Regions from separate parts of the Homo sapiens genome. Here region 1 is linked to region 2. Evidence: chromatin loops called from intact Hi-C (ENCODE). Cell type or tissue: B cell. All regions are shown on one strand. Each heading gives the region's core, and the rest is flanking DNA. Links, peaks and the distances in the headings are about the cores only. Region 1 overlaps TAF4B (TATA-box binding protein associated factor 4b). Region 2 overlaps PSMA8 (proteasome 20S subunit alpha 8).

Region 1 (15,146 bases), core at 5,159-7,658, 64 kb after region 2:
GACGTAGGAGAACTGCTTATGCTAGGGAGGTCAGTCTGAAGTGAGCCCTGATTGTACTAATGCATTCCAGCCTGGGCAACAGAACAAGACTCTGTCTCAAAAAAAAGTAAAAAAAATTGAGACAGGGTCTTGCTGTCACCCAGGCTGGAATGCATTAGTACAATCAGGGCTCACTTCAGACTGACCTCCCTAGCATAAGCAGTTCTCCTACGTCAAACCTACTGAGTGACTGGGACTACAGGTGTGCCTCACTATGCCCAGCTAATTTTTTTTTTTTTTTGGTACATTTGGGATCTCACTGTTTCCCAGGCTGGCCTTGAACTCCTGGGCTCAAGTGATCTTCCTGCCTTAGCCTCCCAAAGTGCTGGGATTACAGGCGTGAGCGACTGCACCTGGCCCCTAATCTCCTTTTTAAATGTCATCTTTATTGAGGTAAAATTTTTGTTATTAAAAAAGGGGAACCTAGGCTGGGCGCAGTGGCTCACGCCTGTAATCCCAGCACTTTGGGAGGCTGAGGTGGGTGGATCATGACGTCAGGAGATCAAGACCATCCTGGCCAACATGGTGAAACACCATCTCTACTAAAAATACAAAAATTAGCTGGGCGTGGTGGTACGTGCCTGTAATCCCAGCTACTCTGGAGGCTGAGGCAGGAGGATCACTTGAACCAGGGAGCTGGAGGTTACAGTGAACCGAGATTGTGCCACTGCACTCCAATCTGGTGACAGAACGAGACTCCATATCAAAAAAAAAAAAAAAAAGAGGAACCTGGCTGGGTGCGGTGGCTCATGCCTGTAATCCCACCACTTTGGGAGGCCAAGGCAGGTGGATTACTTGAGGCCAGGAGTTCGAGACCAGCCAGGCCAACATGGCAAAACTCGGTCTCTACTAAAAATACACAAAAATTAGCCAGGGTATTGTGGTACATGCCTGTAGTGTGAGCTACTTGGGAGGAGAGGCTTGAGAATCGCTTGAACCCAGGAGCAGAGGTTGCAGTGATCCAAGATTGCACTCCAGCCTGGGCAACAGAGCAAAACTCTCTCTCTCTCTCAAAAAAAAAAAAGATCATTTACGGTGAATTGAGTGCTGAAACATTTAATAAAGGTGTAGCACCAATGAAATTAAGATATAGAGCATTTCATTCCCAAAAGCTTTTTGTCTCTTTGGAAATAAAAATGTTATGCACACGTTCTCTATTTTTCACATAATTGGGATTCTGTGATACCACTTTTATATCCTGATTTTCACTTATCATTATATGGTGACAATTTTCTATATTGTGAACTCAACACTTTATTTATTTTTTTTTAGAGACAAAGTCTCATTCTTTCTTTCGCCTAGGCTGGAGTGCAGTGGCATGACCTCAGTTCATTATAATCTCCACCTTCTGGGTTCAAGCAATTCTCCTGCCCCAGCCTCCTAAGTAGCTGGGATTACAGGCACATGCCACCATGCCCGGCTAATTTTTGAATTTTTGATAGAGATAGGGTTTCACCATGTTGGCCAGGCTGGTCTCAAACCTCTGGCTTTATGTGATCCACCTGCCTTGGTCTCCCAAAGTGCTGGAATTACAGGCATGAGCCACTGCAGCCGTCCAGTTTTTGTTGTTGTTGTTGTGTTTGTTTTTGAAACAGGGTCTCACTCTGTCCCCCAGGCTGAAGTGGAGTGGCTCGAACATGGCTCACTGCAGCCTCAAACTCCTGAGCTCAAGTGTTCCTTGCCTCAGCCTCCCAAGTAGCTGGGACCACAGGCAGGTACCACCAGGCTTAGCTAATTATAAAAATTTTTGTGCTGGGCGCGGTGGCTCACGCCTCCTATCCCAGCACTTTGGGAGGCCGAGGCAGGCGGATCACGAGGTCAGGAGATCGAGACTGTCCTGGCTAACACGGTGAAACCCTGTCTCTACTACAAATACAAAAAATTAGCCAGGCATGGTAGCAGGCGCCTGTAGTCCGAGCTACTCGAGAGGCTGAGGCAGGAGAATAGCGTGAACCCGGGAGGCGGAGCTTGCAGTGAGCCGAGATCACGCCACTGCACTCCAGCCTGGGCAACAGAGCGAGACTCCATCTCAAAAAAAAAAAAAAAAAAATTTTTTTTTGTAGAGATGGGGTTTCACCATTTCGCCCAGGCTGGTTTTGAACTCCTGAGCTGAAGCGATCCACCCACCTCAGCCTTCCAAAGTGCTGAGATTACCAATGTGATCAGTGCTAACTATATCCTGGATTCTACGCTAAGTGCCATAGATGCAGTAATAAATAGGGTAGATATTCTGTGGGTTTAGTTTTTGTCTAACAAACTTATTTTTGTAAAATAATACATACATATAAAAAGACCAACAAATATGGAAAGTAAAAAGAAGAAAGTAAACATCACCTGAAATCTAACAACCTATCCTTAAAAAATGAAATTTAATAGAGATAAATAGAAGCTCAATTTTGGCAAATCAGCTGTGTAAATGGAGGATAGGGGAGATATACCATAACTAATAGCACGACCTGGGATATAAACTTCTTGATTGCTTTAATTTTTTCTTTTATTTATTCAATTCAGGAAATGAGGGAAATTTAAGTGACTTTAAGCTCTTTGTAAGGAAAACTGTGACGTGAAAAATGGAAGAAATTTGGCCTCTAGTGCCTGAGGAAGGAAACAACTTAGCGTCTAAGTGTTTCCAGTCCTATGGAAATGAGAGTGGGCTTATTCTGTGTGGTTGCAGAAGGTACCCTCACATCTCTGGATATTAATGGGAGGCACGTTTGGTTCCATATTAAGGAAGGACTTATATTCGTGATCTGCTTGTGAAAGAGTGACACAAAGAAATCTGCGTTTTCCTAACCCTGGACTATTTGAAAAGAGGCTAAAAGGTGACTAGTGAGGCATTCTGTATATGTATTAAATTGTAATAGATGAATTCTAGCATCTTTAAGGCTCTTAGATTTGTAAGGATCTGCTATTTTTTCAGGGGCAGTATTTACAAATGCTGTGAATGTGGAGAAGTCAGAGAACTTCCATTCAGATCAGCTTGACACCAAGAAATTGGCATTTTTGGATGTTGGGATGTAGCAGTTCACTGGGCTGAAGGGTAGAATATGTAAATCATGTACCAAGTAGAGAGTGGACACTGGACCACGATACACTTTAATATCTTAATATTTATAGAGGAACGGTGCTATGTAACCTAATATATGATTACATTCTGTCAATATGCTTGTAGAATAAACAGGCCATTCTTTTATGATTGGAAAAAGTGAGTCTCAGATACTTATCAGGATTGGATTCAAAGAAACTTGGTCACTGGTCTTCAGAGAAGAGACTAACATTCAGTTTCCCTTTGTTTTTAAGTGCTTTCTATTATATTATTGCTTCTCATTGGCATTGGGCCTTTGAGATAAATAATTGGTTAAGGTTGCAAAAGGAGTGTTTTGCATCTTGAAAACACTTTGGTCTGAAGATGAGCTGGTTATTTTATTCTCAGCATTGCCTGTCTACAGCTATTCTAATATTGCCTCCTACTGATGTTTTGAGTACTTAGTTGAAGAAAAGTTTGAATTGTGGACCTCTTGGCATTAATAGCTACCTGCTCAAAAATTCAAAAATCCTCTCACATATATTGTCTCATTTGGTTCCTTTAACAATCCAGTGAGGTGGGTCTGAGGTTTACCCATCCATGAACATGGATCTCTTTCCATTTATTTAGATCTTCTGTAATTACTTTCAACATACGTTTTTCAACGTGTTTTTTACATGTTGAAAGTAATTAAAGTATGAAGACATTTCTTAGTTTTCATAGTGTTAGTTTTGTACTTTGTTAAATTTATCCTTGAAGTATATTATTCTTTTTGGTGCTATTGTGAATAGAATCATTTTCTTAATTTCATTTATGGTTATTCATTGCAAGTGTATAAAAATACAGTTGATTATTGAATATTGATCTTGTATCCTGCTACCATGCTAAATTGATTACTTCTAATAGTTTTTTAGAGGGTTCATTAGGATTTTCTATATATAGTAGTTCCTCTTCCCTTATCTAATGGTTTCATTTACCCATGGTCAACTGCCTCCAAAAATATTAAGTGGAAAATTCCAGAAATAAACAATTTGTTTTAAATCGTGTGCCATTCTGAGTATCGTGATGAAATCTCCCTCCATTCCACTGCATCCTGCCTGAAATGTGAATCATTCCTTTGTCCAGTGTATTGACACTCTGTACACTTACCTACCTATTAGTTACTTAGTAGCCCTCTTGACTGTTATAGTACACAGTATTACAGCGTTTGTGTTCAGGTAACCCTATTTTAATTAATAAGGGCCCCAAAGCTTACAAGAGTGGTGATGCTGGTGGCATATTTTTTTATTCTATTCTATTTTTATTTTTATTTATTATTTTATTAGTTATTTTATTTATTTATATATATTTTATTATTAGTTATTGTTGCCAGTATGTTACTGTGTGTAATTTATAAATTACATTTTATCATAGGTATGTATGTATAGAAAAAACATAATATGTGGGGTTCAGCACTGTCTGAGGTTTTAGGCATCCACTGAGATTGTGGAACCTTATGAGATCATGCCATCTGTAAATAATTTTACTCATTCCCTTCTGATTTGGATGCCTTTTATTTCATTTTCTTGCCCAGTTACCCTTGGTGGAATTCTGAATATAATGTTGAACAAAAGTAGTGATTGTAGGCATCCTTGTCTCATCCTTCATCTTAGATATCCTTGTCTTATTCCTGATCCTTGGGAGAAATTCAGACTTTCACCAAAAGTATGATGTTATCTGTGGGTCTTCTGTAAATCCATTTATCAGGTTGAGAAAATTTCTGTTTCTCTTTTTTTGGGTCTTTTTATCTGAAAGAAAGGCTTGTTGAATTTTGTCAAATGCTTGTTCCGCATCTGTTGAGATGATCATGTGTTTTTTGTCTTTCATTCTATCGATAGGGTGTTTTATAGTAGTTAGTGTTTGGATACTAAACCACCCTTGTATTCTTGAGATAACTATCACTTGGTCATGGTATATAACACATATAAAACATTGCTGGATTCAGTTTGCTAGTACTTGGTCAAGAATTTTTGTGTCTATATCCATAAGGGATATTGACCTGTGGTTTTCTTGTGATGTCCTTGTCTGTTTTTGGTATCGTTAATACTGACCTTATAGATTGAGTTGGGACGTGTTCCCTGCTTTTTTATTTTTTGGAATACTTTGTGAAGGATTAACATTAAATTTTCTTTTAAATATTTGGTAGAATTGACCAGTGAAGTCATCTGGACCTGCGCTTTTCTTACAGATCCTCTTTTGATTCAATATCTTCATTTCTTAAAGGCCTATTCAGGTTGTCTATTCTTTCTTGAGTCAATTTCAGTAGTTTATGTGTTTCTAGGAATTTGTTTCATCTAAATTGTCTAATTTATTAGTTTATAATTGTTTCTAGTCTTCCCTTATAATCCTTATTTGTGTAAAACTTATGCCCCCCCACCCCCCCCATTTTATTTTGTTAATTAATTTATTTTTTTGAGATGGAGTTTCGCTCTGTTGCCCAGGCTGGAGTGCAGTGGCATGATCTTAGCTCACTACAACCTCTGCCTCCCGGGTTCAAGCGATTCTTCTGCCTCAGCCTCCTGAGTAGCTGGGACTACAGGCATGTGCCACCATGCCTGGCTAATTTTTTTGTATTTTTAGGGGAGACGGGGTTTCACCATGTTGGCCAGACTGGTCTCGAGCTCCTGACCTCAAATGATCTACCTACGTTGGCCTCCCAAAGCGCTGGGATTACAGGCCTGAGCCACCATGCCTGGCCTCACACCTGATTTTAATAGTTTGAGTCTTTCCTTTGTTCTTAGTCATTCTAGGTAAAGGTTTGTCAGTTTTGTTTATTTTTTTTCCAAAGAACAATCTTTTGGTTTTGTTGATTTTTCTTTTTTTTCTCTTTTAGTAAATTTTAGTTTTAATACAGAGTGAAAGAAAATAGAAACTTAATAGGCTAAAACAAGTCAGACACCCATTCTACACAGATAAAAACCTTCACAAAGGTCAACTGAAGTAATCCGGAGCTGGAACTGAATTGTGCAGATTTTCAATGAAGTCATCAAAGTCATGTAACACAAAAATCGATTACATTTACACACTCAGCAAGCCCTCTAAGAAATGTGCCCCAAGAAGCATTAACCTTTGTTTTGTGCCATCCCGAAGACTTGCACATTTTTTCAGATAGCTTAACATTTTTAATAGAGTGTGTTTTCTACTGTGCGGTAATGCTTTGGTACTATTTATACAGGGTCTCGCCTGTCCTAGAGACGTGCCATTTCCCTAAGAGGAGCTTTGATTCTGCTTTAGAAGTTTTATATAAATTAAAATCTTTATCAAATATTAATATGAAGGGAGGCACAGGATGCAACATATATAGTCAAGTTACCTTTCTGTATATTTAGAAATTACTTTCTCCTCCAAGGGATTTGCAACAGAAAGCTCAGTCTGTCCTGCTTAATAATCAGTAGTACAGGTTTGAATCATCAGAAGCTTGGCAAGACCTTAATATTTCAAAATTATTAACAGCTGCCTCTAGGGGCAAGTCCATGTTACTGAGTTATGACAAACTTACTATCATGAGGGAAAACAAGAGTAGCCAGCCACCTTAAAAAATGCCCCAACCACTGCTTCTCAATACAGAAAGACTGAAAACTACATACAGTTTATCATACAACAAATCCCATCTCTGTCCCCTGAAATTCCCCTGGTTTCATTCATTAGAAGGGGATTAAAAAAAAAAGACTTAAAGAGCACTTTACAGCAGCATTAAGCTTTCCTATGAAATACTCAGCATCTTAAATATTATGTACAACTCTTTTTTTAGTAAGTTAGACACTGGCTTCAGAGTTTGTGGGACTGGGGGAAATCAACCCATTCAAAACTACTCTAGAAATTGTCTTTTGGCAGAATAGCAGGTATCCAAGTTAAAAATAGGAGGGTCATTTGAGACCAGCCTGGCCAACGTGGTGAAACCCTGTCTCTACTAAAACTAAAAAATTAGCTGGGTCTGGTGGTGGGCACCTATAAACCCAGCTACTTGGGAGGCTGAGGCAGGAGAATCACTTGAACCCGGGAGACGAAGTTGCAGTGAGCCAAGATCACGCCACTGCACTCCAGCCTGGACAACAAGAGCAAAACTCTGTCTCCAAAAAAAAAAAAAAAGAGGGTCAGTTTGTTGCTTTGTGGTCTTCAAAATTTAGATGGTTTTTTTTGTTCCCCTTCTACATAAAAACCTCAGTCACCACTCCTGAGTGGAGATGGGCAGAGGCTGTGGCCCCTGCTCCTCTGGCTTCTCGGCAGCTGCTTTCTTATTGCTGCAGCAAGGCTTGAAGAGATGTGTGTCAATGAGAACTTCCCCAAAACGGCCTTTATAGATGATCCCACAACATGTCTTCTGTCTTTTCTAGTATGTGAGATCTAAAAAGGAAACAACTGGTGTTCTGTTAGAACCAGAAGCCATCTCTGTATCTGAGCCGTCATCTGACTGGTTACTGTAACAAGGAGATTGAGCTGGGAGGCACTGGAGGTGGTACTGTGAGCATCAGAATTACGATGTTTAAATTCCTTCTGCAGTTTACTGATATGGTTGCTCTTTATCTTGTTCCCAGATAGAGTCACTTTCTTTGGTTTCAATGTAGTCTTTAGACTGGGTCCAGCCCTTGCATCTACCACATGATTCCAGTTTTTTTTTTGATCCTGCTGGCAACTTCTTCCATCTTTTCACAAGCAGGACACAGGCATTGCAGATGTCTCCTGAAGGAGTCTCATGCAATCCAGAACAGCTGTGGAAGTCCTTTTCATAGCGTTTACTGTCAGTGAATCGAGAACTAGAGGACTTAGCTCTGCAAATACAGCAGCCCTCTATACTTCGGTACATCTTTGGCGTGTGAAAACCAAACATCTTTTCTTCTGGGCAAAAGTCTTCCAAAAGCAGCCGTTCCACGCGCAATAACGTCCCCGAGGTGCAGAGTGCACGCCAGGCCAGTCCCCCTCAAGCACTCCCTACTCCAGTTTTGTTGATTTTTCTCAGTTGTTTTTCTATTCTCTATTTGCCCCTGCTCTTAATCTTTATTATTTCTTTTCTTCTGCTTGCTTTAGTTTTCATTTTGCTCTTCTTTTTCCAGTGTCTTAAGGTAAAAGGTTGTTAGTGATTTGAGATATTTCTTCCTTTTTAAGACAGGCATTTATAGCTGTACATTTTTCTCTGAATATTGCTTTAGTTGCATCACATAGATTTTGGTATGCTGTATCTTCATTTTCATTCATCTCAAAAGTATTTTCTAGTTTCCTTTATGATTTCTTCATTGACCCATTGGTTACTTAGAAGTGTGTTTATTATGCACATATTTGGGAGTTACCCCACTTTTTTTTTTTTTTCTGTCACTGTTTTCTAATTTCATTCCATTGTAGGTGGAGACCATACATTGTATTAGGTTGGTGCAAAAGTAATTGTGTTTTTTTTGCCATTACTTTCAATGGCGAAAACCGTGATTACTTTTGCACCAACCTAATATAATTTCAATTTTTGAAAGTTTATTGAGGTTTGTTTTGTGTCCTAGTATATGGTCTGTCTTGGAGAATGTTTCGCATACACTTAAGAATGCTATTGTTGTTAGGTGAAGTACTCCATAGATCTGAGTTAGGTTTAGTTGGTTTATAGTTTTTTCAAGTGGTTGATTTCCTTGCTGCTTTTCTGTTTAGTTCTATTCTTCATTGAAAGTGGGGTATTGCAGTGTCCGAGCAATTGTTGAATTATTTTTCCTTTTATCACTTTTTGCTTCATGTATTTTAGGCTCTGTGTGTGAGGTATATGTGCTTAAAATGTTACATCGTGTTGATCTGTTAGCCCCATCATTACAAAATGCCCTTCTTTATCTCTTGTTTAAAGTCTATTTTGATATTAGTATGGCCACTACAGCTTTCTTGTGGTTCTGTTTGTATGATGTCTTTTATTTTCAACTCTTTTATATCTTTGAGTCTAATGTATATCTCTTGTAAGGAGCATATAGTTGAATTTTGTTTTTTATCCAACCTAGCACTTTCTCCCTTTTGACTGGATTATTTTGTACATTCACATTTGCATTTAATGTTGTTATATATATATAGTTGGACTTAGCCTGCCATTTACTTTTGTTTCCTATATGTTTCTTTTACTTTTTCCTCTATACTTTTCCTGCTTTCTTTTGTATTAAGCAAATATTTTCTAGGGTAACACTTATCCTTTGTAATTTTTTCAACATGTTTTTGAGTGTTTTTCTTAGAGGTTGCTTTAGGGCTTACAATATGAACCTCATTGGAATCTCCTTCATGTGTATATTAACTTATTTCAGTGAGACAGAGAAGCCCTTTCTTTCATATAGTTCATTTCTGGCTTTCCTCTGCGTGCGTGTGTGTGTGTGTGTGTGTGTGTGTGTGTGTGTGTGTGTGTGTAATTATTGCTTTATACCTTGCATCTAGTTATATTACAAACCCAACAATTATTATGTTACATAATTTTATGTCTTTTAAAGAAGCTGAGGCTGGGTGTGGTGGCTCATGCCTGTAATCCCAGCACTTTGGGAGGCCGAGGCAGGCAGATCACGAGGTCAGGAGACTGAGACCATCCTGGCCAACATGGTGAAACACCGTCTCTACTAAAAATACAAAAATTAGCTGGGCGTGGTGGCATGTGCCTGTAATCCCAGCTACTCAGGAGGCTGAGGCAGGAGAATTGCTTGAACCAAGGAGTCGGAGGTTGCAGTGAGCTGAGATCGCACCACTGCACTCAAGCCTGGTGACAGAGCGAGACTCCATCTCAAAAAAAAAAAAAAGCTGAGGGAAGAAGAGAGCAAGGACATGTTTATGTCATTTGTTATATTACCTTATTTGTCTTTTCTGGATTTTCTTCATTTGTTCCTTTGCTTCTGAGCTACCATCTGAAGTACCTTTAGTACAATACAGCTTTGCTTCCACCCATTTCCTCTGTGCTTCTATTTGTAAAAATTTTACATTCCTGTATGTTAAATTTCCAAAGACGTAATTCTATATATATTGTTCTATACAATAGTTTTTAAAAACCAGTTATGAAAGAAGAAGTAATAATACATTTATACTGCCAAATTACATAATTACCAGTGCTCTTTGTTTTTTCCACGTGAATTTGAATTACTGCCTTGGTCACTTGTTTTCAGCCTGAAGAACTTCATTTAGTGTTTTTTGTATGGAGTATCTGCTACTAATGAATCTTCTCAGTTTAAATTAAAAAAAAATTTTTTTTAGAGACAAGGTCTTGCTCTGTTGGCTGTGCTGGAGTGCTGTGGTGTGATTATAGCTCACTGCAACCTTGAATTCTTGGGCTTGAGTGATCCACCTCAACCTCTCCAGTAGCTGGGATTACAGGTGTGCGCCACCACACTGGGCTACTTTTAATTTTTTTTTTTTTTTTTAGAGATGGGGTCTTGCTTTGTTGTCCAGTCTGGTCTCAAACTCTTGGACTTAAGCAGTCCTCCTGCTTCAGCCTTCCAAAGTGCTGGGATTACAAGTCACTGTGCCAGCCTGTTTTTAAATTTTAAATGTCTTTGCCTTCCTTTTTTCTTTGTTTTTGAACATTTTTACTACCATGTGTCTTGGCGTGGGGATCTCTTTGCGTTTAGCTTACTTGGGGTTTCTTGAGCTACTTTGATGTCTGGATTATTTTCCTCCAAATTTGGGAAGCTTTCAGCTGTTATTTCTTTGATTTTTTTTTTTTTCTGTTCCTTTCTCTCTCCCCTCTCTTTCTGGTACTAACATTATGCCTATGTTGGTGTCTTTAATGGTGTTCCATGTTTTCTGAGAATCTGTTTATTTTTCTTCTTTTTTTTTTATTATACTTTAAGTTCTAGGGTACATGTACACAACATGCAGGTTTGTTACATATGTATACATGTGCCATGTTGGTGTGCTGCACCCATTAACTCATCATTTACATTAGGTATATCTCCTAATGCATCCCTCCCCCCTCCTCCCACCCCGCGACAGGCCCCAGTGTGTGATGTTCCCCACCCTGTGTCCAAGTGTTCTCATTGTTCAATTCCCACCTATGAGTGAGAACATGTGGTGTTTGGTTTTTTGTCCTTACAATAGTTTGCTGAGAATGATGGTTTCCAGCTTCATCCATGTCCCTACAAAGGACATGAGCTCATCCTTTTTTATGGCTGCATAGTATTCCATAGTGTATATGTGCCACATTTTCTTAATCCAGTCTATCATTGATGGACATTTGGGTTGGTTCCAAGTCTTTGCTATTGTGAATAGTGCCGCAGTAAACACACATGTGCGTGTGTCTTTATAGCAGCATGATTTATAATCCTTTGGGTATATACCCAGTAATGGGATGGCTGGGTCAAATGGTATTTCTAGTTCTAGATCCTTGAGGAATTGCCACACTGTCTTCCACAATGGTTGAATTAGTTTACATTCCCACCAACAGTGTAAAAGTGTGCCTATTTCTCCACATCCTCTCCAGCACCTGTTGTTTCCTGACTTTTTAATGATTGCCATTCTAACTGGTGTGAGATGGTATCTCATTGTGGTTTCGATTTGCATTTGTCTGATGGCCAGTGATGATGAGCATTTTTTCATGTGTCTTTTGGCTGCATAAATGTCTTCTTTTGAGAAGTGTCTGTTCATATCCTTCACCCACTTTTTGATGGGGTTTGTTTTTTTCTTGTAAATTTGTTTGAGTTCTCTGTAGATTCTGGATATTAGCCCTTTGTCAGATGGGTAGATTGCAAAAATTTTCTCCCATTCTGTAGGTTGCCTGTTCACTCTGATGGTAGTTTCTTTTGCTGTGCAGAAGCTCTTTAGTTTAATAAGATCCCATTTGTCAATTTTGTCTTTTGTTGCCATTGCTTTTGGTGTTTTAGACATGAAGTCCTTGCCCATGCCTATGTCCTGAATGGTATTGCCTAGGTTTTCTTCTAGGGTTTTTCTGGTTTTAGGTCTGACATTTAAGTCTTTAATCCATCTTAAATTAAGTTTTGTATAAGGTATAAGGAAGGGATCCAGTTTCAGCTTTCTACATATGGCTAGCCAGTTTTCCCAGCACCATTTGTTAAATAGGGGCTCCTTTCCCCATTTCTTGTTTTTGTCAGGTTTGTCAGAGATCAGATGGTTGTAGATGTGTGGTACTATTTCTGAGGGCTCTGTTCTGTTCCATTGGTCTATATTTTTCATCATTCTTTTTGTTCTTTGGATTACATAATTTCTACAGATTTATCTCCAAGTTTGCTGATCTTTCTTTTGCCAGTTTAGGTTTACTTTTGAATCTCTTGTGAATTTGTTACTGTAATGACAGAAGTTCCGTTTTTTAAAAATAATATCTATCTCTAGTGATATTCTAGATGTATCACACCTTTCTTCTTTAAGTATGGTTCCTTTTATTCCTTTGAACATACTTATAATTGTTACTCTGACATTTATTAAATCTGACATCTAATCTGTCTCACAGGTGGTTTCTGTTGCCTGCTTTTCCCTCTGTGTTTATGTCACACTTTTCTGTTTCTTTACATGTCATAGCTTGTTGTTAACTATAGTGTAGCAACTCTTAATACTGGTCCCCACTCCTTGGGTGTGTTACTGTTTTTTGATTTTTAAAAAAGGTCTGGCTAGACTGTTTTAGTGAGGTCTCCTTTTGCTACAATAAGCAGCTGCTGATGTTACTTTTTAGAGGGCACATCCTTGAACATGAGCACTGTCATTTTTTTTTTTTTTTTTTTTTTTTTTTGAGACGGAGTCTCGCTCTGTCGCCCAGGCTGGAGTGCAGTGGCGGGATCTCGGCTCACTGCCGGGATCTCGGCTCACTGCAAGCTCCGCCTCCCGGGTTCACGCCATTCTCCTGCCTCAGCCTCCCAAGTAGCTGGGACTACAGGCGCCCGCCACTACGCCCGGCTAATTTTTTGTATTTTTAGTAGAGACGGGGTTTCACCGTTTTAGCCGGGATGGTCTCGATCTCCTGACCTTGTGATCCGCCCGCCTCGGCCTCCCAAAGTGCTGGGATTACAGGCGTGAGCCACTGCGCCCGGCCAGCACTGTCATCTTTAGCAGGACTCTGTCTCTGCCTCATCTCTCTGTTAAGCTGTCTGCTTATGCTGGTATCACAGCTGGCTGTTAGGATCCACTCATTGCCAGCTGATTGCCCTATTGTTTTCAACAATGCCCTAGAGCCTAACTTGTTCCACAGTCTGATCCAATTAAATTTGGGCTCCTTTACAGAGATAATTTTTTAGGCCAGTGTTTGAGGTTTGTTCTGACCCAAGGAGGACCCTTCTTAGTTGTCTCTTTGGTTTTCTTTGGTAAACTAGTAGACTTATGGTTTAGCTTGTATCTCTCATGAAGCTACCAGCCTCGTCTTAATTGCTACTTTGTATTTGAGGGTGCCTTTAGCCTTGAACTTCTCCACTCTGTTTAACGTAAAGACATTTCATTTAGGGAGATATTGGGAGCAGAGGTCGGGACTGTGGCTTTCTTCTCTCTGAGTGATATCCCTGCTCTAGGAACAAGGTACTGGGTGTGGGCAGTACTCAGGTCTTTTCTGCTCACCTCTCCCAACATGGAACACCTCCAGCCTGTGAAAGAGCTGGGGTGAGACACTTGAGGTCCAAGTGTTCCCAGTGTGCTCTCCTTGAAGTACAGATTTCCTTTTATGAATGGGAATGGGTGAAAGAAGGGAGACTTGAACCCTAAGATGCACCTGTCTCAAGTTTATCCTCTTCAATATGTAGCTGGGATGGGGGGTGAGGATTGGGGGTAGATGAGAAATGCAAGTGACTTCCTCCTCCCGGGAAGATACCATAGCCTTAGATTGGGAGGTTAGGAGAGAGGGAGCCCTGTCTTCTTGGCCACACTCCCTGGAATGGAATTTCTGTCATGTTGAGCTGAGAAGGGAAAGAGAGGGGAGTTGGTTGCAGCAAATGCCACATATTCTTGCTATTCTTACTGAGTTTTAGCAGATCTCCAATAACTGTAGTCATTTTCTGCATGCCTTAGGACAGTTTCCAAACACTTTTTTTTTTTTTTTGAGACAGAATCTCTCTGTGTTGCCCAGGCTGGAGTGCAGTGACGCGATCTCGGCTTACTGTAACCACCACCTCCCAGTTTCAAGCGATTCTTGTGCTTCAGCCTCCTGAGTTACTACTCAGGATTACAGGTGCCTGCCACCACCCTCCACTAATTTTTGTATTTTTTTAGTAGAGACGGGGATTCACCCTGTTGGCCAGGCTTGTCTCAAACTCCTGGCCTCAAGTGATCTGCCTGCCTTGGCCTCCCAAAGTGCTGGGTTTACAAGTGTGAGCTACCATACCTGACCGGTTTCCAAAAACTTTGAATGATTGTTTTATAAAAATAATTTTCACCAGTTATGCCTATTTTACTGGGGAACAGAGTTGTAGAGATCCTCTTGCCACCATTCTGAAAGTGGAACTCCAGCTGTGAATATTTTTGTCTGTGCCTCCTTTTGACACAAAAGACTTTTTTTTTTTTAAAAGATTTTATTTAGAGACAGTGTTGTGCTCTGTCACCTAGGCGGAAGTGCAGTGGCACCATCATAGCTCACTACAGCCTTGAACTTTTGGGCTCAAGTGAGCCTCCCACCTCAGTCTCTTGAGTAGCTCGGACTACAGGCACATGCCCACTGCATTTGGCTAATTAAAAAATTGTTTTTGTAGAGACAGGGTCTCACTTTGTTGCTGAGGGTAGTCTCAAACCCCAGGTCTCAAGAGATCCTCCTGCCTTAGCCTGCCAAAGTGTTGGGATTACAGGCGTGAGCCACCATGCCTGGCCAATAATTACTTTAGGTTAGAAATACTGAGTTACAGGATATGCAAATGGAAATAAATTTGATGTAAAGTTGAAGAAAGTAGTTAGTTGTACTAAATTGTACTACCACCACCAAGATGTTAGAATTCCGTTGATACACGTTTCTCTAACCCTTGGTATTGTCATTGGTCATCTTAATCTTTGCTTGTCTATGTAGATATGAAGTGATATTTCACTGTGGTCTTAATTTACCTTTCCTTGTCCTTGGCCTCTGTGTTTCTTTTGTGCATTTTGGATACTCATCCTTTGAATATATGTGAACCAAAATTTTGCTTCATTTTGT
Region 2 (15,146 bases), core at 6,491-8,990:
GGGGGGAATCTGTAATCCCAGCTACTTAGGAGGCTGAGGCAGGAGAATTGCTTGAACCCAGGAGTTGGAGGTTGCAATGAGCCAAGATCATGCTATCGCACTCCAGACAGGGCAGCAGAACGAGACTCTGTCTCAAAAAAAACAAACAAAAAGGCCGGGCGTGGTGGCTCATGCTTGTAATCCCAGCACTTTGGGAGGCCAAGGTGGGTGGATTGCTTGAGGTCAGGAGTTTAAGACCAGCCTGATCAATATGGTGAAACCCTGTCTCTACTGAAAATACAAAAATTAGCTGGGCGTGGTGGTGGGCACCTGTAATCCCAGCTACTCAGGAGGCTAAGGCAGGAGAATCGCTTGAACCTGGGAGGCAGAGGTTGCCGTGAGCCAAGATCGCACCATTGCAGTCCAGCCTGGGTGACAGAGCAAGACTCCGTCTAAAAAAAAAAAAATTAACAAACAAACAAAAATATCAACATTAACAGGAGTTTAGAATAAGTTGATTCCAACCCTTATGAATGACTTTCAGGAGTTCAAGACTTTAGTGGAGGAAGTCACTGCAGATGTGGTACAAATAGCAAGAGAACTAAAATTAGAAGTGGAGCCTGAATATGCAACTGAATTGCTGCAATCTTGTGATAAAACAGATGATGAGTTGCTTCTTAAAGATGAGAAAAGAATGTGGTTTCTTGGATGAAATCTACTCCTGGTTATGATGCTGTAAATATTGTTGAAATAACAACAAAACATTTAGAGTGTTACATAAATAAAGCAGTGACAAGGTTTGAGAGGATTGACTCCAGTTCTGAAAAGTTCAATTGTGAGTAAAATGCTATCAAACAGCATCTCATGCTATAGAGAAATCTTTTGGGAAAGGAAGAGTCTATCAATGTGGCAAACCTCATTGTTGTCTTATTTTAAGAAATTCCCACAGCCACTTCAACCTTCAGCAACCACTACCCTGATGAGTCAGCTCCATCATCAAGACAAGACCCCACCAGCAAAAAGATTACTACTTGCTGGAGGCTTACATGATTGTTAGCATTTTTTAGCAATAAAGTGTTTTCAAATTAAGATATGTTGATTTTTTTAGACATAAGGCTATTGCACACTCAATAGACTACAGTATAGTGTAAACATAACTTTAATATGCACTGGGAAACCAAAACATTTATGTGACTCAATATTTGCCTTACTGCTGTGGTCCTGAACCAAATCCACAATTTTTCCAAGGTATGCCTGTATGTGTATTCATAAACAGAGAGAGAATATCAATATGTAGTCTGTTTCAGTCATTTATTCTGGCTTAAAGCAGCTGTATCTTTTTACCTTAGATGAAAAATTTAAAAAGAACGTAAAGAATGTTATGTAAAGCTTGTCATTTTCTACAACTATAAACAAAAAATTTACCTTTCACTGTAATCTTAGGCCACCAAAATATGAGGAGAAGTGAGTTTGTCAGTAGTAATACTAAGCACTCTTTCTCCTTCCTCTATTCCTTCTCACCTGGTTTTTGAAGATCTATTAGAAGTTGTTTTTGGCCGGGCGCGGTGGCTCACGCTTGCAATCTCAGCACTTTGGGAGGCTGAGGCGGGTGGATCACCTGAGGTCAGGGGTTCGAGACCAGCCTGACCAACATAGTGAAACCCCATCTCCACTAAAAATATAAAAAATTAGCCGGGCATGGTGGCATGTGCCTGTAATCCCAGCTACTCAGGAGGCTGAGGCAGGAGAATCACTTGAACTCAGGAAGCAAAGGTTGCGATGTGTCGAGATAGCGCCACTGCACTCCAGCATAGGCGATAGAGCAAGACTCTGTCTCAAAAAAAAAAAAAAAAAAAGTTGTTTTTGGCAGCCGGGCACAGTGGCTCATGCATGTAATCCCAGTACTTTGGGAGGCCAAGGCGGGTGGATCACCTGAGGTTAGGAGTTTGAGACCAGCCTAGCCATCATGGTAAAACCCTATCTCTACTAAAAATACAAAAAATTAGCCAGGGGTGGTGGCTGGCGCCTGTAATTTCAGCTATTCAGGGGGCTGAGGCAGGAGAATCGCTTGAACCGGGAGACAGAGGTTACAGTGAGCCAAGATAATGCCATTGCACTCCAGCCTGGGCAACAAGAGCGAAACTCCATCTCAAAAAAAAAAAAAAAAAAAAAGTTGTTTTTGGCAGACATTTGAAAATTGTTTCTACTGAAAATGAAAATTCTCCTTGGAAAAAAATTAGTTCCCATTGACCTGAGGAGAAATTAAGCAGAGGTTAATGTGTTAGAACAAATGCTTTTGTCTATAAGTTAAAACAAAAAAACTCCAACTCATAGTGACTTAAAGAACAAGAAATCGTTTTTTCTCACAGATGAAAGTATAAACCTGCTCCAGACACAGTGTGTTTAACAACACAACGATGTTCTCATGTATCTAGATTTTTCCTGTCCCTCCACTCTGCAACTTTGAATATTGGCTTCATCCTAAAGTTAGTGTGTTCTAGTAAGGTTGATTCCTCTCATGACCACCAGAGGCAATCAGAATGATTTATTTTCCTGTTAACCTTTTATAGGAGAGGGAGAACTTCCCTAACTCTGGAATGTAAGTCCTTCCCTTCAATCTGATTGGAAGACTGAAGACATCCTTAGAACAGTCTCTAGAAGATTCTGTTTGCTGGTTGGCTAATGTTAAGCACTGATATAGAATGGATGTTTGGGGAATCAACCATAATGTATTCTCTAGGAAGTTTTTCAAATGTCTTCAGAGTCTGAAATTGCTTAATTGAAAATTATTTTAAAATAGACTTGCGTCTGGTTTTAAACCAGTTTTGCCAAATTTCAATGTATATAGAAATAGTTTCAATTTTGTTTCTTTACAGAGTTTTAATTTGTGGATCTTGAATAACTTATTTGTTTTCATTTTTAATGGACTCCACATGAAAATATTACAAATCCTATTGCATTCTCAATTTTGATAAATCTTTGTGTGGGATACAGTTCAGTGAAGTGATCAAAAATGGAGCTCTGGATGGGCATGGTGGCTCATGCCTGTAATCCCAGCCCTTTGGGAGACCGAGTGGGTGGATCACGAGGTCAGGAGTTCAAGATCAGCCTGGCCAACATAGTGAAACCCCGTCTCTACTAAAAATACACACACAAAAAAAAATTAGCTGGGTGTGTTGGAGGGCACCTGTAGTCCCAGCTACTTGGGAGGCTGAGGCAGGAGAATCACTTGAACCTGGGAGGCAGAGGTTGCAGTGAGCTGAGATCACGCCACTGCACTCTAGCCTGGGCAACACAGGGAGACTCTGTCTCAAAAAAAAAAAAAAAAAAAAAAAAAAAAACGCAAAGTGAGGCTCTAGAGCTACCCTAGTTCAAATTCCAGCTCTACCATTTCCCAGTGTAAACAAATTACTTCTCTGTTTCTGTTTTCTTATCTGTGGATTAATAGCCTTTCCACATATGGTTATGATGAGTACTGTATTATTAAATTAGAAAAACACATAAGATATAAGAAATTTACTGAGTAGTGTAAACCTTTATTATTTGATGCCTCTACCCCTTATTCTTAAGCTGATTTTAGAGGTGGACTGGTTTTCTAGTTATTCTCTGACCTATCCTTGGCAATTCCAGTTGTATCTAAGTTACTAAGAAGTAAATAGTATTTACTAAATATGAAAAACATAAAATCTCTTAATTTTACATATGTACTTCTTAAATCACTGACTATGTGCTGAAATTTTAACACTTTGACAGGAAATAGCTTGACTTAAGGTATATAAGTAGACTTCTACAACTTCAGTTTCTGGCATTATGCTGGATTAGATAATATAAAAACTCTTCTGCTGTAAAACATGAGGACAATTCTAGATGAAATATAACTAGTTTTTTAAAGACATAGCTGAGCTTCTGCAAGAACTAAAAGAAAATCCCCAGGAACCAAAAATGAATACTACACTGAAAGCCAGAGGTAAACATTTGGATTAAACTGCCCTGGAGAAGGATACTTGTCTCCCTAGCCTAGGAAGTTAGATATAAACACCTACTTGGGGCCAGGAATCAGTAGAAAGGTAGAACTTAAAACATTTTCTCATTTAATGCCAGGATTCTTCCATGAAAGGATGGACCAGGCTGGGCACCGTGGTTCATGCCTGTAATCCCAGCACTTTGGGAGGCCAAGGCGGCCAGATCACCTGAGGTCAGCAGTTTGAGATTAGCCTGGCCAACATGGTGAAAACCCATCTCTACTAAAAATACAAAAAATTAGCCGGGTGTGATGGTGTGCGCCTGTTGTCCCAGCTACTCAGGGGGCTGAGGCAGGAGAATCACTTGAGCCTAGGGTGGCAGAGGTCGTAGTGAGCTGAGATCATGCCACTGCACTCCAGCCTGGGCGACAGAGCAAGAGTCTGCTTCAAAAAAAGTGAGGTCTGAGCAGTGGCTCACACCTGTAATACCAGCATTTGGGGAGACTGAGGCAGGAGGATAAGTTCTTACTTATCAATAATAACATTGAATGTAAGTGGACTAAACTCTCCAATCAAAAGATATAGAATGACTGAATGGATTTAAAAAAAAAGACCCAATGATCTGTTGACTACGAAAAACATACTTCACCTATAAAGACAAACATAGACTGAAAAAAAGAGATGGAAAAAGATATTTCATGCCAATAGAAACCAAAAAAGAGCCAGAGTCACTATACTTATATCAGACAAAATAGATTTCAAGGCAAAAACTATAAGAAGAGACAAAAAAGGTCACTATATAATGATAAAGGGGTCAGTTCAGCAAGAAGATATAACAGTCTTAAATATATATGCACCCAACACTGTAGAACCTAGATATGTAAAGTAAACATTATTAGAGCTAAAAAAAACCAGATAGATTCCAATACAATAATAGCTAGAGTCTTCAACACCCCATTTTCAGCATTGGACAGATCTTCCAGACAGAAAATCAGCAAAGAAACATCAGACTTAAACTGCACTGTAGACCAAATGTATCTAATAGATATTTACAGAACATTTCATCCAACAGCTGCAGAATATGCATTATTCTCCTCAGCATATGGACCATTTTCAAGGATAGACCATATTTAGGTCACAAAATAAGCCTTAAAATATTCAAAAAATTGAAATAATATCAAGCATCATCTCTGACCACAGTGGAAAAAAAAAACTAGAAATCAGTAACTAGAGGAATTTTGGAAACTATACGAATACATGGAAATTAAACAATATGCTCCTGAATGACCAGTGAGTCAATGAAGAAATTAAGAAAAAAATTGAAAATTTTCTTGAAACAAGTGATAATGAAAACCTAACATATCAAAACATATGGAATACAGTGAAAGCATTACAAAGAAGGAGGTTTATAGCTATAAGTGCCCACATCAAAAAAGGACACCAAAAAAAAAAAAAATAGAAAGGTGTTCCATGTTCATGGATTGGAAGAATCAATGTTTTTAAAATGTCCATACTACCCAAAGTAATCTACAGATTCAATGCAATCCCTGCCAAAATACCAATGATATTCTTCACAGAAATATAAAAAAAAATCATAAAATCTATATAAAAACCTCAAAAGACCCAGAAGAGCCAAAGCTGCCCTAAGCAAAAAGGACAAAACTGAAGGAATCATATTGCCTGACTTCAAATTATGCTACAGAGCTATGGTAACCAAAGCAGCATGGTTCTGGCATAAAGACAGACACATAGATTAATTAAACAAAATGGAGATCCCAGAAACAAATCCACATATATATAGTGAACTCATTTTCGACAGAGGTGCTAAGAACATACACTGGGAAAAAGTTTCTTCAATAAAGGATGCTGGGAAAACTGGATATCCATATGCAGAAGAATGAAACTAAACCCCTATCTCTCACCATATATAAAAAATCAAAAAAGAATAGATTAAAGACTTAAGCCTGTGACCTCAATCTATAAAACTACTACAAAAACATTGGAGAAAATCCCCAGGACATTGGTCTGCGCAAAATATTCTTGAGTAGTACCCTACAAACACAGGCAACCAAAGCAAAAATGGACAAATAGGATCACATCAAGTTAAAGAACTTCTGCACAGCAAAGGAAACAATCAACAAAGTGAGGTGACAGCCCACAGAATGGGAGAAAATATTTGCAAATTTACCCTTCTGACAAGGGTTTAATAACCAGAATGTATAAGGAGCTCAGACAACTCTATAAGAGAAAAAACAATAATCTGATCAAAAAATGGGTGAAGGATTTGAATTTGTATGTCTTCTTTTCTCAAAAGAAGACATACAAATGGCAAACAGGCATATAAAAAGGTGCTTGGGCTGAGCTCTTGCTTGTAATCCCAGCACTTTGGGAGGCCAAGGCGGGAGGATCACTTGAGCCTAGGAGTTTCAGACCAGCCTGGACAACACAGTGAGACCTTGTCTCTACAAATATAATAATTTAAAAATTAGCCTGATGTGGTGGTGTGCTCCTGTGGTCCCAGCTACTTGGGAAGCTGAGGTGGGAGGATCACTTGAACCTGGGAGGTCAAGGCTGCAGTGAGCCATGATTGTGCCACTGTACTCCATCCTGGGCAACAGAGCAAGACCCCATCTCCAAAAAAAAGGTGATCAACATCATTGATCATCAGAGAAATGCAAATCAAAACTACAATAAAATATCATCTCACCCCAGTTAAAATGGCTTATATCTAATAGACAAGCTACAGCAAATGCTGGTGAGGATATGGAGAAAAGGGAACCCTCATACACTGTTGGTGGGAATGTAAATTAGTACAACCACCATGAAGAATAGTTTGGAGATTCCTCAAAAAACATAAAATAAAAGTACATATGGTCCAGCAATCCCACTACTGGGTGTATACCCAAAAGAAAGGAAATCAGTATATTGAAGAAATAGCTGCACTCCCATGTTAATTGCAGAACTGTTCACAATAGCCAAGATTTGGAAGCAACCTTAGGGTCCATCAACAGATGAATGTACGAAGACAATGTGATACTTACACACAATGAAGTACTGTTCTGCCCCCAAAAAAATAATGAGATACTGTCATTTGTAATAACATGGATGGAACTGGAGATCATTATGTTAAATAAGGCAGGCATGGAAAGACAGACATTGCATGTTTTTACTCATTTGTGGAATCTAAAAATCAAAACAATTGAACTCATGGAGATACAGAGTAGAAGGATGGTTACTAGAGGCTGGGAAGGGTAGTGGGGGGCAGGGGCAGGTGGGGATGGTTAATAGGTACAAAAAAATAGAATTTATAAGACCTAGTATTTGATAACACAACAGGGTAACTATAGTCAATAACAATTTAATTGTACATTTTAAGATAACTAAAAGAGTATAATTGGATTTTTTGTAACACAAAGGATAAATGCTTGAGGGGATGGATACCCCATTCTCCATGATGTGGTTATTATGCATCACATGCCTGTATCAAAATATCTCATGTACCCCATAATATATATACCTACTATGTACTCATAAAAATTAAAAATAATTTTTTGAAAAGGCTTCTTGAGGCTGGGCGCAGTGGCTCATGCCTGTAATCCCAGCATTTTGGGAGGCCGAGACAGGCAAATCGATTGAGCCCAGGAGTTTGAGACCAGCCTGGGCAACATGGCGAAACCCCGTCTCTACAAAAAATACAAAAGTTAGCTGGGCATGGTGGTTCACATCTGTAGCCCCAGCTACTCCGGTTGCTGAGGCGGTAGGATGGCTTGAGCCCAGGAGGCAGAGGTTGCAGTGAGCTGTGATCATGCCGCTGTGCTTCAGCTGTAGGCAGCAGAGCAAGACCCGGTCTCAAAAAGGAAAAAGAAAGTGAAAGACACTTTTTCAAAGGAGGAAATTATTTCTTCCCCAAGTAATACCACATCACTTTATTCAGGTTTGTATTGTAATGATCTATTTATATGCCAGTTTTTTTCCACTAAACTGTGGACTCCTTAATAGCAGGTAAGAATTATATTCTTCCACTTTCAGAGCCCATGGAACTCCTAGTAATTGCTTGATGGGTAAATTCATTTCATAAAACGTTCAAATAATATATTTTATGTAGATTATTGACAAATACAGATTTTGTGACACACATCTTTATAGGTGAAATGGAAAGAGTTCTGGAGTTGAAATAAGAATCAGAGACCTAATCTTTAATCCTTCTTTAATCTTTGGCCAAATATAATTTAGCTTTGTGAATCTATGTTTTCTTATATGTAAATTCTAGTGATGGACTAATAGCTAAAATCCTTTACATCTCTAATATCTTTGAAAATTTGCCTTTCCATAAAGTTGATCATTCATTTATCAATTTAATAGATACCTCTTTTCAGTATTAAGATCATTATATTTAGATTTTTGTATATAAATGTATTAACTTCACTGAAGTTAATAATTGCTGTCTTGGCCAGGCACGGTGGCTCAGGCCTGTAATCCCAGCACTTTGGGAGGCTGAGGCGGGCAGATCACTTGAGGTCAGGAGTTCAAGACCAGCCTGGCCAACATGGCAAAACCCTGTCTGTACTGAAAATGCAAATCTCTCTACTAAAAATAACAAAAATCAGTCAGGCGTGGTAGCACACACCTGTAGTCCCAGCTACTGAGGAGACTGAGGTGGGAGAATCGCTTGAACCCGGCAGCAGAGGTTGCAATCACATCACTGCAGTCCAGCCTGGGCGACAGGGTGAGACCCTGTCTGAAAAAAAAAGAAAAAGAAAATGGCAGCCTGGTCTCGAACCCCTGACCTCAACTGATCCACCCACCTCGGCCTCCCAAAGTGCTGGGATTACAGGCCTGAGTCACCAGGTTTGGCCAATAATTGCTGTCTTATAGCCGCAAGCATGTAACCTTGGATCTACTTGTGAACAGTACAACAGAAAATCAAACTACACTGCAAATTCTTAGAAAAATAAAACCTTTTTTGCTTTCTACTTAGACATAAAGTAGCATAAATTATCTTTTCCCATTTCATTTCGCTATTCTATAAACTGATCAAATTATTAAACCCTATCAGAGAATCACACAGTAGGGTGCAGTTGGGAGAGTTAAATAATGAGTCTTTGTTCATGAATAAAATTAAGCCTCGCATTAAAATGTTTTTGGAGTTATATGCACATATAGGATATATAACGCAATATCACCTTTTGTCCTGCTTTCTTTTTTAGCACAGTGATAGTAGAAATGTCAGAGATCTGGTTTTGCCCATAATTGTTATTGCTCTTAGACCTCTTGAAATGCTTCATTGTATATTTGAAGTTACAAAATATAAAGTTGTACATAGAAAGTATAAATTTATTAAATATTGGAATTCTTCATATTGTATTTACATATTATTCGTATAACTGACATTTGATCTTTAAATTTTTTTCTCTTTTCAGATGTTTAGTGCAAAAGAAGTTGAATTATATGTAACTGAAATAGAAAAGGAAAAGGAAGAAGCAGAGAAGAAAAAATCAAAGAAATCTGTCTAATTCTTAGGATGACCACTGGGAGGTCTTAATGTTTTGTTTTATTGTACTGCCTGAGGTTGTTTAGTGAAATTTTAGAGGAAAACAGTTATTTTGCAGCATTACATGCAGTACTTGTGTGATGTTTTGAGAATGCCAGATCTGTGGCTGTCTTCATTCTATTACATAGTCAAACATAGGTTTATGTGAAGATTTTCTTTGAAAGGGGATTTCAGTAATTGTTGAGAGCAGTCATAATTCCACATAAGCCTGAGACTCTATAATTTGTCCAGTGTCTTACTTACCTTCATATATGCAAATATAATTTTAAAAAATTTTTTAATTAAAAAAATTTAATAATTTGGTGATGTTTGAATATTGACTGTCAGTTAAGGACATAGCTATTCCAAATAAACTAAATATAATATTGAGCTGCATTTCTCAAAGAATGACAAAAGCATCCTTATACTGATGAGTTCTTAAAATTTTGTCAGAGCCTTCTTCATTTTACAATATTTTGTTATTTTTATTTTACCTTTTTCATTTTACAATATTTCGTTATTTTTATTTTACCTTTTTCATTTTACAAGTTGCAATATATTGTTTCGTTCATGGAACAAATATAGGCTGAATTCAAACATGCAATTAAAGCATGGGAAGAGCTTCTAAGGGCATCTTAACAGGATGCTACATGAAAATAAGGAAAGAAATTAATACATATCACTTTTAGTTTAGATTTTTATTTTATCTCAAGTATGTCCAGTGTGTTCGGTTTGTTACATATTCCATGAAATATCTGAGTGTGTATTTTATGATTGGTATTATGGAAGGCTTATTGGGGGAACAAGAAAAATATAAAAAGTGATCTCTGCCCACGGAAAGGATTTAATCCAAATGGTCCACAAGAGGAATGTGCTTAATTCCTACAGTGAGTTTATATTTTTGAAAATAAAAGCTAGTAAATATTCTTTCTGTTGTTTTAATTAATTGTTTATTTATTTCAGAGATGAGGTCTCACTATGTTGCCCAGGCTGGTCTCAAACTCCTGGCTTCAAGCAATCCTCCCACCTCCACCACCCAAAGTGCTGGGATTACAGGCTGAGCCACTGCACCTGGTCTTAATGTTCTTTTTTGAAAACGAGGGGAGAGGTTCAGTTTTTGCAGAGGAATGAAAATAGTAGGGGAAGGCCAGGCGTGGTGGCTCATGCCTGTAATCCCAGCACTTTGGGAGGCTGAGATGGGCGGACCACTTGAGGCCAGGAGTTCGGAACCAGCTGGCCAACATGGCGAAACCCCGAGTGGGGTGGGGTTGGTTTTGGGATGAAACTGTTCCACCTCAGATCATCAGGCATTCGAGTCTCGTAAGGAGCCCACAATCCCTTGCATGTGCAGTTTACAGCAGGTTTCACACTCCGATGAGAATCTTTTTTTTTTTTTTGAGACGAGTCTCGCTGTGTCACCCAGGCTGGAGTGCAGTGGCGCAATCTCGCTCCCTGCAACCTCCGCCTCTCAGGTTCAAGTGATTCTCCTGCCATAGCCTCTCAAGCAGCTGGAACTACAGGCATGTGCTATCACGACCAGCTAATTTTTGTATTTTTAGTAGAGTCGGGGTTTCGCCATGTTGGCCAGGCTGGTCTTGAACTCCTGGCCTCAGGTGACCACCTGCCTCGGCCTCCCAAAGTGCTGGGATTACAGGCGTGAGCCACCGTGCCCGGCCTCCTATGAGAATTGTTACTGCCGCCACTGATCTCACAGGTGACAGAGCTCATGTGGTAATGCTCGCTCCCCCCACCCCCCTACTCACCTCCTCCTGTGCAGCCGGGTTCCTAACAGGCCACAAGCCAGTACTGATCCACGGCCCTGGGGTTGGGGACCCCCGATCTAAGGGATATGGTTGTAATTCCATCCCTTATTTTTTTACTTGACAAGTACTCATACAATACCACAGTCACTGCATGCCAGACACTGTTTAGATTACTTGCAAATATTAACATTTAATTATCTTAACAACTCTGAGACAAGTTTTATAATGTATGCCCATGGTGCTGATGCTTATAGTGCTTTGCCACCACAAGTGTCCATCAGAATGGAAACATTTCTCATTGCTCACCAATCTCTCCCTCACAAGGATGTATCATGAGAGGCAAGAGGTTTTTTTGAATCTCACTAGCTTTATTACTCCTGTGACTCAGTTCTTCTTAGTTATCAGAGTCTAATTGGTTTTAGCTCAACTGATTTATTCTACTTTGGAAATCATAGCATTATTTTGGTCAGGTTTCACTGATCCATACAAAACGATTTTCTATTTAATGTGAAGTTCTTTTGTTTGTTTGGTTTTTTGTTTGTTTGTTTTTAGATGAGGCCTCTGTCACCCAGGCTGGAGTAGTGATGCCACCTTGGCTCACTGCAACTTCTGCCTCCCAGGTTCAAGCAATCCTCCCACCTCAGGCTCCTGAGTAGCTGGGACTACAGCTGCTCGCCACCACACCCTGTTAATTTTTTGTATTTTTTAGCAGAGACAGGGTTTTACCATGTTGCACAGGCTGGACTCGAACTCCTGAAGTCAAGAGATACATACACCCAACTCGGCCTCCCAAAGTGCTGGGATTACAGGCATGAGCCACTGTGACCAGCCCTAATGTGAAGTTTGAACCAAAAAAAATTCAAACGTTATTGCTATTTAAAATGTTACTTTGGCTGGGCGTGGTGGCTCACGCCTATAATCCCAGCATTTTGGGAGGCCAAGGCGGGTGGATCACCTGATGTCAGGAGTTCGCAACCAGCCTGACAAACATGGTGAAACCCTGTCTCTACTAAAAATACAAAAAAAAAAATTAGCCTTGGCCGGGTGCAGTGGCTCATGCCTGTAATCCCAGCACTTTGGGAGGCCGAGGCGGGTGGATCACCTGAGGTCAGGAGTTCGAGACCAGCCTGACCAATATGGAGAAACCCCTTCTCTACTGTCTCTACTAAAAATACAAAATTAGCTGGGCGTAGTGGCACAAACCTGTAATCCCAGCTACTAGGGAGGGTGAGGCAGGAGAATCGCTTGAACCTGGGAGGCGGAGGTTGCAGTGAGCCAAGATCGTGCCATTGCACTCCAGCCTGGGCAACAAGAGTGAAACTCCGTCTCAAAAAAAAAAAAAAAAAAAAAAGCCAGACCTGGTGGCGCATGCCTGTAATCCCAGCTACTCAGGAGGCTGAGGCAGGAGAATCGCTTGAACCCAGGAGGCAGAGGTGGCAGTGAGCTGAGATTGCACCACTGCACTCCAGTCTGGGCAATGAGAGAAACTCCATCTCAAAAAAAAAAAAAAGTTACTTTTACTGGCCAGGCAAAGTGGCTCATGCCTATAATCCCAGCACTTTGAGAGGCCGAGGTGGGCGGATCGCTTGAGGTCAGGAGTTCAAGACCAGCCTGACCAACATGGCGAAACCTCATCTCTACTAAAAATACAAAAAAATCAGCCAGGCATGGTGGTGCACGCCTGTAGTCCCAGCTACTCAGGAAGCTGAGGCAGGAGAATTGCTTGAACACAGGAGGCGGAGGTTGCAATGAACCGAGATTGAGCCGCTGCACTACAGCCTGGGTGACAAAGTGAGACTCTGTCTCAAAAAAATAAAATAAAATAAGATAGGGTGCAGTGGCTCACACCTGTAATCCAGCACTTTGGGAGACTGAGACAGGTGGATCATCGGAGGTCAGGAGTTCAAGACCAGCCTGGCCAACATGGTGAAACCCCATCTCTACTAAAAATTCAAAAAATTAGCTGGGCACGGTGGCGGGTGCCTGTAATCCCAGCTACTCGGGAGGCTGAGGCAGGATAATTGCTTGAACCCGGGAGGCAGAGGTTGCAGTGAGCCAAGATTGTGCCACTGCACTCCAGCCTGGGCGACAGAGTGAGACTCTGTCTCAAAAATAAATTAATTAATTAAATGAAATGTTACTTTTATTTTATTGAGAGAAAAAAACCCCAATATTCAAGTGCTTTATGTTTTTTCTCTCTCATGTCACCACGGTGAGATGATCACAAATACTTGATTTTAGGAATTACCTAAACAACTTATCTTTCCAGCATTAGATTACGGTTAAGTGGGTAGACAGAAAAATCTGTCACTATAGGTATGGAAATGCTGGATAACATCTAACAAATATGCTTTTAAATGCATAGGTAAGGCCAGGTGCAGTGGCTCACACCTGTAATCCCAGCACTTTGGGAGGCCAAGGCAAGAGGATCGCTTGAGGCCAGGAGTTTGGGACCAGCCTGGGCAACATGGTGAGACTCCCATCTGCACAAAAAATTTAAAAATTAGCTGGGTGTGGTGGTGCACATCTGTAGCTCCAGCTACTTAGCAGGCTGAGACAGGAGGATCACTTGAGCCCAGGAAGTGGCTGCAGTGAGCCATGATCCTGCCACTATACTCCAGTTCTGGGCAACAGAGAGACACCCTGTCTCAAAAAAATTGTAAATACATACAGATGTACATACATATATATGTACATAAGTAAACTCACAAGAAGGGATGGGAAATCCGGGACTGAAAACAGAAAGTTATGAAAATCAGAGAAGCAGCTGAGCAGATGCTGGTTCTGCTGTGTATACGGTTGTGTTGGCACAGGGAATAAGCATAATAGAGACTAGAAACACCCAGACGCTTACTGGATACTTGGTTTATGGCAGTTAGCATTGCATCAATGGGCAAAGGATAAGCTCTTCAATACACAATGATAGGACGACTGGTTATTCATTTGAAAAGAAAGAAAATTGAACCTCTGGCCAGGTGCAGTGGCTCATGCCTATAATCCCAGCACTTTAGGAGGCGTAGGCGGGCGGATCACCTGAGGTCAGGAGTTCGAGACCAGCCTGACCAACATGGCGAAACCCCATCTCTACTAAAACTACAAAAATTGGCTGGGCTTGGTGGCAGGTGCTTGTAATCCAGCTACTCGGAAGGCTGAGGCAGGGGAATCGCTTGAACTTGGGAGGCGGAGGTTGCAGTGAGCCGAGATGGCGCCATTGCACTCCAGCCTGGGCGACAGAGTGAGACCGTCTCAAAAAAAAGAAAGAAAGAAAGAAAGAAAAGGGCCGGGCGCGGTGGCTGATGCATGTAATCCCAGCACTTTGGGAGACCGAGGCGGGCAGATCATGAGGTCAGGAGATCGAGACCATCCTGGCTAACGCGGTGAAACCCCGTCTCTACTAAAAATACGAAAAATTTAGCTGGGCGTGGTGGCGGGCGCCTGTAGTCCCAGGTATTTGGGGGGCTGAGGCAGGAGAATGGCGTGAACCCTGGAGGCGGAGCTTGCAGTGAGCCGAGACCGCGCCACTGCACTCCAGCCTGGGCTACAGAGCGAGACTCCCTCTCAAAAAAAAAAAAAAAAATTTAACCTGTACTTAATACTATTTTAAAAAATCAATTTCAGGTAGATTAAAGACCTAAATATAAAAAATTAAACTTTAAAACTTTAGAAGACAATATAGAAAAATATCTTTACGATCCTGGAGGTAAGGACAGATTGTCTAGACAAGATGAAAAGTGTCAATACTTAAGGAAAAGATTGATAATTTAACTACCTGAAAATTAATGTAAATTTTTCTACATCAAAAGAGACCATAACACAAGTGAAAAGACAGGCTACAAATAGGAGATGTTTGTAATACATATAAATGATAAAAGATGTGTGTCTGGAATTTATAAAGAGCTGCTGATTGAAAGG

The links. A loop is a pair of places that touch in the nucleus more often than their neighbours do. Peaks named below come from ENCODE experiments on the same cell type or tissue, not always from the same donor. Only the 100,000 strongest peaks of a DNase experiment are listed, where the experiment ranks them.
Region 1: a loop joins it to region 2, with 7 times the contacts of the local background. A loop is called at or near these places in 2 of 110 quality-filtered maps.

What each region holds. Positions count from the first base shown.
Region 1 is chr18:26,248,427-26,263,572 of GRCh38, forward strand. The region is part of intron 1 of TAF4B (TATA-box binding protein associated factor 4b); the gene reads left to right. It also overlaps the pseudogene SINHCAFP1. Among named protein-coding and RNA genes, the nearest start is that of TAF4B, 30 kb to the left of the region's middle. RefSeq lists an enhancer at 12,853-13,353. In B cell, for the core only: CTCF peaks have their summits at 6,488 and 6,687; a DNase peak (open chromatin) is centred at 7,385; H3K27ac peaks cover 307 bases.
Region 2 is chr18:26,182,958-26,198,103 of GRCh38, forward strand. PSMA8 (proteasome 20S subunit alpha 8) reads left to right here. Exons shown (of 7, transcript NM_001025096.2): 7 at 9,362-10,398. The coding sequence ends at 9,454. Among named protein-coding and RNA genes, the nearest start is that of TAF4B, 36 kb to the right of the region's middle. RefSeq lists enhancers at 7,801-7,910, 8,619-8,698. In B cell, for the core only: no CTCF peak of the experiment used is centred there; DNase peaks (open chromatin) are centred at 7,784 and 8,564; H3K4me3 peaks cover 1,363 bases; H3K27ac peaks cover 1,536 bases.